Linked DNA regions of Homo sapiens: all the other regions are linked to region 2. Evidence: chromatin loops called from intact Hi-C (ENCODE). Cell type or tissue: dorsolateral prefrontal cortex. All regions are shown on one strand.

Region 1 (2,500 bases), 170 kb after region 2:
TAAATTTTTCCCAAGATTTTCTATTTAAATAGACAAACATTGTGCTGCTTGCATTTCCTCCAAAGCTGTTCTTTGAAATTTAGAGTTGATGAAGGTATCCACACTTCATGGCAGGCCCTGATTTTCAGAGGTCAGGAGGCACTGTGGGTTCTCTGACTAAACCTGCAGAAATCCTGATCTGCGTCTTCTGGCACTTTTCTCCTCAGTCAGAAAGATCTGGACTCCCTGTGCTATCTTATGCCCAACCACGGCCTGACAGAGGTCATTTGTTTTCCACTGGAGAGCCGGCACATCCTCTCCAAAGTCTGATAGGAGAGGGCAAATCAGAGATCACAAGTCTGGTAGATAACAACCCTGGATTCTTCATATTCCATAAAGCTGGGATGTCGTGGGACTAGTACATTCCCACTGTTTCCTTCCATTTCATCTGCAGCAGTCAGATCTCCCCCACCCCTGAGCCACATGTCCAGGCCACACCCTATAGTTAGAAGTTCTCTCTGACAATCTCGTTTCTGTTAGCTGTATAATAAGAGTAAGATGCAGAGCAGGAGCTTCCTAATGGTAGTAGAGCTTTCCCTTTATCCTACAGCTTCCAGGCTCCTGGCTACCATGTTTTCCTCACCACCATCACCCCCACCCGTGATCTCTGGTGGTTCTGCTGCCCAAGGGGGAAATGACCCAGCCAGCATTAGGGGCTCTGCTGGCCTCTAAAGCTTCTTTTCTTCCCAGCTCCCTGCCCTGTGGACATCTCTGGCATTGTGATCACGCAGTTTTCAGGAAACGAAAATTTATTCTTTCAAAAAACCAAAAAGATTGAGTACCCTATTCTGTTCAAAACAAAAGTAAATAGGTCCAGAAAACCTGAGATGTTAGTGCTGTGCCCCAGAATTCCTTCAGGAGCTACCTGGTTCTCCAGTATGTCACCCATGGGCTGTGCTCAGGGTTGGCCTGACACATGCAGCCCGGCAGCTTGGGCCTGGCACCCTCCAGCTGAACCTTTCTAAACGATCATTCAATTAGAGCAGCTGCTAAGAGAGGAAAGCTGGTGAGAAGGAGGGGATTGCTGTGAAAAGACCGAGGGAAAAACAGAACCAAGCTTGCAGCTAAATCTAGTTGAGCCATCTCCTTCATTCTCAACACCTGGCCTTGTGGTTGGGTGATGCTCTGTGATGGCAGAAGGTAAGGACGCCCTGGGGCCCAGTTATCTTTTCTCACTTAATGTGCCCCTGGGGGCTGAAACAGAACAGGCTTTTATGTGGGTAGAGAGGACACAGCTTCGTCAAGCCCAGACCTGGACCCTGCCCATCAACAACCTGCAGTGCTCCAGCAGTGTGAAGTACACCCACTGTGATGGTACGTGCCGAGGCATTTCTGTGAGCAGTTATTTCATTTTTGGACCCAGGAAATCAGCACCACTGAACTGCAGCTTGTCCCCTTTGTCATCGTGGCTTCCAGCTGCTGTGGTTGCTCTGAGGACTGAGAGCAAGTTGTTGCTGCCATCTATGGTCTGTCTTGGGGGAAGCACATGGTTTGCCTGCTGGAGAGGGAAGCAGCTGCCTTGCAGATTCAGCAACACAGCACCCTCTCTCCCCTCTGAGGGGAAAATCAACACCAAGATGTTGGTGTCCCCAGTGTAAACCCCATTATGAAAACCTGTGTTTACTGACCTACCATCATTTTAAAGCAGTTCCGTTTGAACTGCAATCAAACCTCCAAGTGACCTTTCTGTCCCTCCGCCCAGCATTCCTGAAAGGGCCTGTTGTTTCTTTGGTTCAATGAAGAAACCTTCTGTGTAGTTAAGCAAGTGTTTTTCCAGTCATGTCTCCTGGTGAGTTACAGAAGGATTATTGTTGGGTCTTGGTGGTGGTGGTGGTTGTTTTTCTTTTAATACTCCATCCTCCCTACCCCGTGGATACCCCTAGACACTTAATTTTTTAGTTCCTTGGTGGAGGAGAGCATAGTGAGTTGAGCAGCTTTGTGGGGACTTTAAAAGTTCGTAGTTTTTCAGATCCTGGTGTAAGCTGAATTCTCTCTGCCCCACCCCCCAGGGCCTGGGAGCCTTCCAAAGTGAGGTGTCCACACGGGAATGGGCCACAGAATCGCCGCCTGCAAGCTAGGAATGCCCGTCCTGCCTGATGGTCCTGCCTGATGTGTTCATACGCTGTGTGGTTTTCTGTCTTACAGTTGTTTGTTGGACTTGGGTTCCCTTACGAGGGCCCAGCTCCCCTGGAAGCTATCGCAAATGGATGTGCTTTTCTGAATCCCAAGTTCAACCCACCCAAAAGCAGCAAAAACACAGACTTTTTCATTGGCAAGCCAACTCTGAGAGAGGTAAGCATCTATCAAAATTATTCCATTTTGAATAATATGAATAATAGCTATTTATTGAGTGCTCATGTAGGTATTAACTTCATCTAACATGATTGGGTGGGAGGGTGAGGGTATAGAGGCTCAGAGAGGCAAATGACCTGATCACATCACCTTGCAAGTTAGGGGCAGG
Region 2 (2,500 bases):
AGAGTGTTGCCAGAAGTCTGATCCTCAGAGAAAAGGTGCATTTTACACTTATTATAAAATTTCTTTGTGGCTTTACTGTCCTTTGAGAGTGGAAGCAAATCTTTTGAGTATTTTCATTCAACATTAAGGAGACCTACCTGACAAATTGACATGCTGTGTGATCTTTTCACAGATGATTCTTTCTTTCTTCTTAGAGAGTCATTATCAACCTATCTTAAAGCCTGTTCATGGTTTCCTGGGCCGGATGCCAGGTGACAATCCTAGCGTTTTTTGTTTTTTTTTTTAATGGCTGTCTGATGAAGCATCATCCAGATTTGGTCTTGCTCAAAGCCTTCTTCCCTGTGCTCATTGATTTATGGACCAGGTCTTTGGAGCAGAGGCCCAGTGCCTTAATACTCATTAGTAAATTGGGCACAGCTAGCCTAGGAATGAGATTCTCAGTCAGTGCCCAGACAGCACTGAGAGATGTGGAGAAAATGAGACTCATTTATCAGTCACCTTGAGACAGCATCAGCAGTCGGCCACCTTCCTTCACTCTGAGGCCTTCCACAGCCTCAGCACAGGCTTCTGAGCCTGCTGGTCTTGAGGGGTGGTGATGGACTCCCAGGTTCACCTTGGTCTGCTTCTCTCTCACTCTGCATTCTAGTTACATGGGCAGAACCTGTCTGAGCATCTTCCAGTGGGTGAGTAAGATCCTGTTGATTGGTAAGGCAGTCCCTCTCAACCGAGGCAGTTTTGGCAGTGTTGAGAGACATTTTTCGATTGTCACAACCCTCTAGTTATAGAGGGTTATTGGAGGGCTCTAATGGCATCTAGTGGCTAGAGGCCAGCAATGCTGTTAAACCTCTAATAGCTTCCCACAACAAAAAAATTATTCAGACCCATATGTCAGTTGTGCAAAGATTGAGAAACATTGGATTAAAGTGATTTATTTCATTTTTCAGGGACCCGTGCTTTGTTTTGGTTTAGTAGTTGTTTTCAGAATTATTATTATTTTTGAGGCAGCGTCTTGCTCTGTCGCCTAGGCTGGAGTGCAGTGGCGCGATCTCGGCTCACTGCAAGCTCCGTCTCCCGGGTTCACGCCATTCTCCTGCCTCAGCCTCCCGAGTAGCTGGGACTGCAGGCGCCTGCCACCACGCCCGGCTAATTTTTTGTATTTTTAGGAGAGACGGGGTTTCACCGTGTTAGCCAGGATGGTCTCGACCTCCCAACCTCGTGATCCGCCCCCTCGGCCTCCCAAAGTGCGGATTACAGGCGTGAGCCACAGCGCCCAGCCCCTCAGAATTCTTGGAGTTACCGCTGTTGCCTTTTTTTGTTGTTAGGAAATTCTCTCAACTGTGAATATCGTATGGGCCTAGTGAATGAAACTCATAGAACATGTGAAGATCTTATCTGCTCCAGCAACCACAGCTTCCTTCTCACTCTTGTCCTCTTTCCCTTTTGTCCACCTGCCAGTAATGTGCACATCCAAGAGACTAAGTCAGGATAAAATCATCAAATGTTGGTTTTCTCTTACCCCACCCACGCCCTCTAGTGGCCTGTTTTGCCTCTAAAGCTGCTTTGCCTGTCCCTTCCTCCTCTGCTTCTCCTTTTAACACCAACTGTATTTAGGTGAAGACTACCCCCATCTCCTTTCCATCTGTCTTCTTTATACCTGTGAATGTCAGAGAACAGCTGGGGTAGGTGTGGCAGAACCTGGGAATAGAGAGGGCAGGAAGAAGAGTGCATGTTCTGGACCCAGATTCACCAGCCCTGTTACAGTGTTTGGAAATTTATTTTGCTATTGATGCCAGATATGGAGCCCTGAACTCCACTGAGTGGATGGTATAACTGCAAGACAAATATGCACTTCAGGTGGGTGGCATTGGAGGTTTTCCTTTCTCTGCCCACAGGAAAAATGCAAGTGTAGTGTAATGAATTAAAACTCTGGGTACAGGACTGTCTTGCTTTGATCACTTCAAATGTAAGAGGGGATGGGCTGTTTAAAACCCAGATATTCAAAGAGTATTCCCAAGATAGCAAAGGTGTGTTGTTTTTAGCAGGTGTATTTCAGCTAGTTAATTAAAATAAGACTAGTTTAGCCACTTCCAAAGGGAACAGACTGTTTTCATTTAGAATGTGTTTTTCCTGTTTATAAAAAAAAAAAAAAAAAAAAGGACCCAGGTCCTGAAAGTGAAAGGTCTCTGTTCATACCTATTTCTTGGGCAGCACCCTGCCTGCTCCTGAGCTCCTTTGCTTCCTAGAGCTAGAAGAGAGTTGGTGGCATCACAGCTGTCAGGGATTCACAGTTGAGCTTTTGGGCACCTGCTGAGTGGGCTCTATCAGGTTGGTGGCACTGGGCCATCTGGGGGAGTGAATGACCTCAGAGCTTCTTCCCAGGAATTTGGATTTATTTTAGAAGAGAAAGCTGCTTTGCCTGTCCCTTCTCCTCCTCTGCTTCTCCTTTTAACACCAACTGTATTTAGATGAAGACTGCCCCCCACCACCGTCCCCGTTCCAT
Region 3 (2,500 bases), 130 kb before region 2:
CTTTACCATCAGAGGTTTTACCTTGTACCAAGATTACATAGTGGATAATTCCTCAAGCCATTAGAGCTCAGGTCCAGGGCAGAAAAACAATTTCATTTGTTTATTTCACAGACACCAGTTCCAAGACTGAACCACATGGGTCTCAGCTTTATAAGGTTTACATACATAATTGTTATTTTGTTGCTATAATTTTCATGCAATTTGAATAGGTCAAGAAACCTGGTCTATGTAGGGTACCTTAAATATCCCCTTTAATATTTACTGTATTATTCACAGTACTTTCTGCATGGATCTTCCTTTCTTCCTGGTTATCTGGGGTGAGAAGCATGGTGTAATAGAAAGGTTCTGGGCTTTGGAGTCAGGCAAACTTTGGATTCAATCCTGGCTGTGATCCTTATCAACAGTGCCTATCTGTAAGTATATTACTTACCTTTACTAAGTCTTGGCTTCTTTTTCTATGAAATACGTATAGTAAAATCTACTCCATGAATTGTTAAAATGTAATTCACATACAGCTTAGTAAGAGATGCTGAGAAACAATATATAGTTGGCCCTCTGTAAGCATGGATTTGGAGGATCCTAAATCCTCAGATTCAATCAATCACAGATCGAAATCCGCAGATATGGAGGGCTGACTATACTTGATTATATGTAAAAAGCTGTGTTTACTATGCTTATAATTGAGCAATTATTTAAAGTACTATATATGTGACAGACAAATGAAAAGAAATGAAGCAATACAGTTAGAGTAGACTTAGCAATACCAACAAACACTGTTGCATTGTTGTGAAATAGTCCTAAATATCTTTCTTTTTCTAACCTGACACCCATTGTTTGCAAGTGGTGAAAATGCTAAAAATGAATCTCTGTTCACCAGGAATGCACGACCTTGGCCATCAGCTGCCAGGGCTTTCACTATTGAAATCCTGCTATGTTATTTTCTTCCTAAGCTTGTAATGAACGGTCTCTTGAGAGGATGTGATGAAATATACAGCTGCATCCTAATAAGCATCCTTATGTCCATAAACAGTATCCTTTAGCAATTAATAATAAAAATTGTAATCTTAACTGTGGGGAAAACAACTTAGATAGTATTACTTTTTCTTAAACGCATGGCAAGTATATGATTTATATAAATAAATAGACTATGTAATACAAATATGGAAAATGTATATTTGTGTATACAAACGAATTTACTTAATTTCTCTATATACACATATACTTTTTATAAAAAATATCCTGAAACAAAAACCATCTGTAATATCCTCTATAGCAGTGGGTTCATAAAGTTGAAATGATTGATGCCTTTCAGAAATCTCTAGGCAACCAGGTGGTATCATTATTAACCACCCGTGGGAACTTGACTTCAAATCCAATCTATTATGATTAGAATCTACATGATCTGTATCCAGTACAGCAAGTCCCGGCCACCAGATGTCACCATTCTTCTATTTCCCTCCTGGTGCTTGGGGAGAGCTAAAGATACTATTTTCTCTCAAGGGACTGAGGGAAATACGTGCCTCAGAACATTACTGGGATTTCACCAAAAGGTCTTTTCTTAGTCATCCTGGCCTTGCAGATTTCCCTGTGGTTTTTGAGTATCTTGACTCGACAGTTTCTAACAGCTGAGGAGCCAAGTGGCTGATAATTTGGGGCTTATCTGGTCAGGAAGTGCTAGAGCCATTTCCTCCAGCTAAACTTGAAGACAGGATTGACATAAGGTGCCCAAAGCCCAGAGCTTGCTCAGTGCAGGAGAGGCTATGGATATGCCCTATTAAAAGGTCCTGGGGTCAGGAGACCTCAACCAGCTATGAGCTCACTTACAAAATGAAGGAAAGGGACTGAATCATTCCTAGGGTCTAAAAATTCCATGATCCTCGTTTGTAAATGCCTCTGGTGGGGAGGGTGCGTAGTAGGGTGGGGGCGAGCTAAGTCCAAGAAATAAGACCCCAGAGAGGACAACGAAGTAGGGGTGAAGTCCTGCAGGGCAGATGAGGGGAAACTGAACATGAATCCTTATGAGGTCTGGATGTAGTGACTGGTTATGGGGTCTGGAAATTGCTGGGGTTATGGTCTTGTGGATTCTACCACTAGCTCAATAGCCCACTCTTCCTCCATTCCAGATACTACTTAACAAGAAACTATAATGCTTATCGATGTAAATGTATGGCATTCTCTCTCCTGGGGCTTGGTTGGATTTAATCTCTCATGTCAGTCAATGTTCTTTGTGGTGCCTTCAGGGCACGGGATGTGTTTTATTTGTGAATTTACAACAGTGCAGTTTTCAGCTAGCTCGTCCAGAGTGTTCCTAAAATCCGGGAGTGGGAGCAGGGCAGAGAAGAAAGAATGGATTTCATTTATAAGTGCCACATATCCCTAAGTATTTCACATATATTTCATATCATCTTCACAATAACCTCATGAAGCAGCATTTGTTATGCTCATAAAGATGAATTCAAATGGTTAAGTGGCTTGCCCAAGGTCACAAAAACCAAATGGC

Evidence for each region. Peaks named below come from ENCODE experiments on the same cell type or tissue, not always from the same donor. Only the 100,000 strongest peaks of a DNase experiment are listed, where the experiment ranks them.
Region 1: it touches region 2 in a loop (3-fold over the local background); 67 of 110 quality-filtered maps call a loop at or near these places.
Region 3: it touches region 2 in a loop (8-fold over the local background); 92 of 110 quality-filtered maps call a loop at or near these places.

What each region holds. Positions count from the first base shown.
Region 1 is chr2:134,410,685-134,413,184 of GRCh38, forward strand. MGAT5 (alpha-1,6-mannosylglycoprotein 6-beta-N-acetylglucosaminyltransferase) reads left to right here. Exons shown (of 16, transcript NM_002410.5): 12 at 2,185-2,331. Among named protein-coding and RNA genes, the nearest start is that of MGAT5, 160 kb to the left of the region's middle. In dorsolateral prefrontal cortex, a CTCF peak has its summit at 1,508; DNase peaks (open chromatin) are centred at 965, 1,497 and 2,107; H3K4me3 peaks cover 2,048 bases; H3K27ac peaks cover 2,500 bases.
Region 2 is chr2:134,244,033-134,246,532 of GRCh38, forward strand. It overlaps a transcript of MGAT5 not described here. Among named protein-coding and RNA genes, the nearest start is that of MGAT5, 8.8 kb to the right of the region's middle. RefSeq lists enhancers at 631-1,131, 1,132-1,632. In dorsolateral prefrontal cortex, CTCF peaks have their summits at 1,553 (motif pointing left) and 1,754; DNase peaks (open chromatin) are centred at 1,539 and 2,328; H3K4me3 peaks cover 154 bases; H3K27ac peaks cover 918 bases.
Region 3 is chr2:134,117,006-134,119,505 of GRCh38, forward strand. No RefSeq gene overlaps it. Among named protein-coding and RNA genes, the nearest start is that of MIR3679, 8.9 kb to the right of the region's middle. In dorsolateral prefrontal cortex, CTCF peaks have their summits at 1,434 (motif pointing right) and 1,634; a DNase peak (open chromatin) is centred at 1,436; H3K4me3 peaks cover 346 bases; H3K27ac peaks cover 1,093 bases.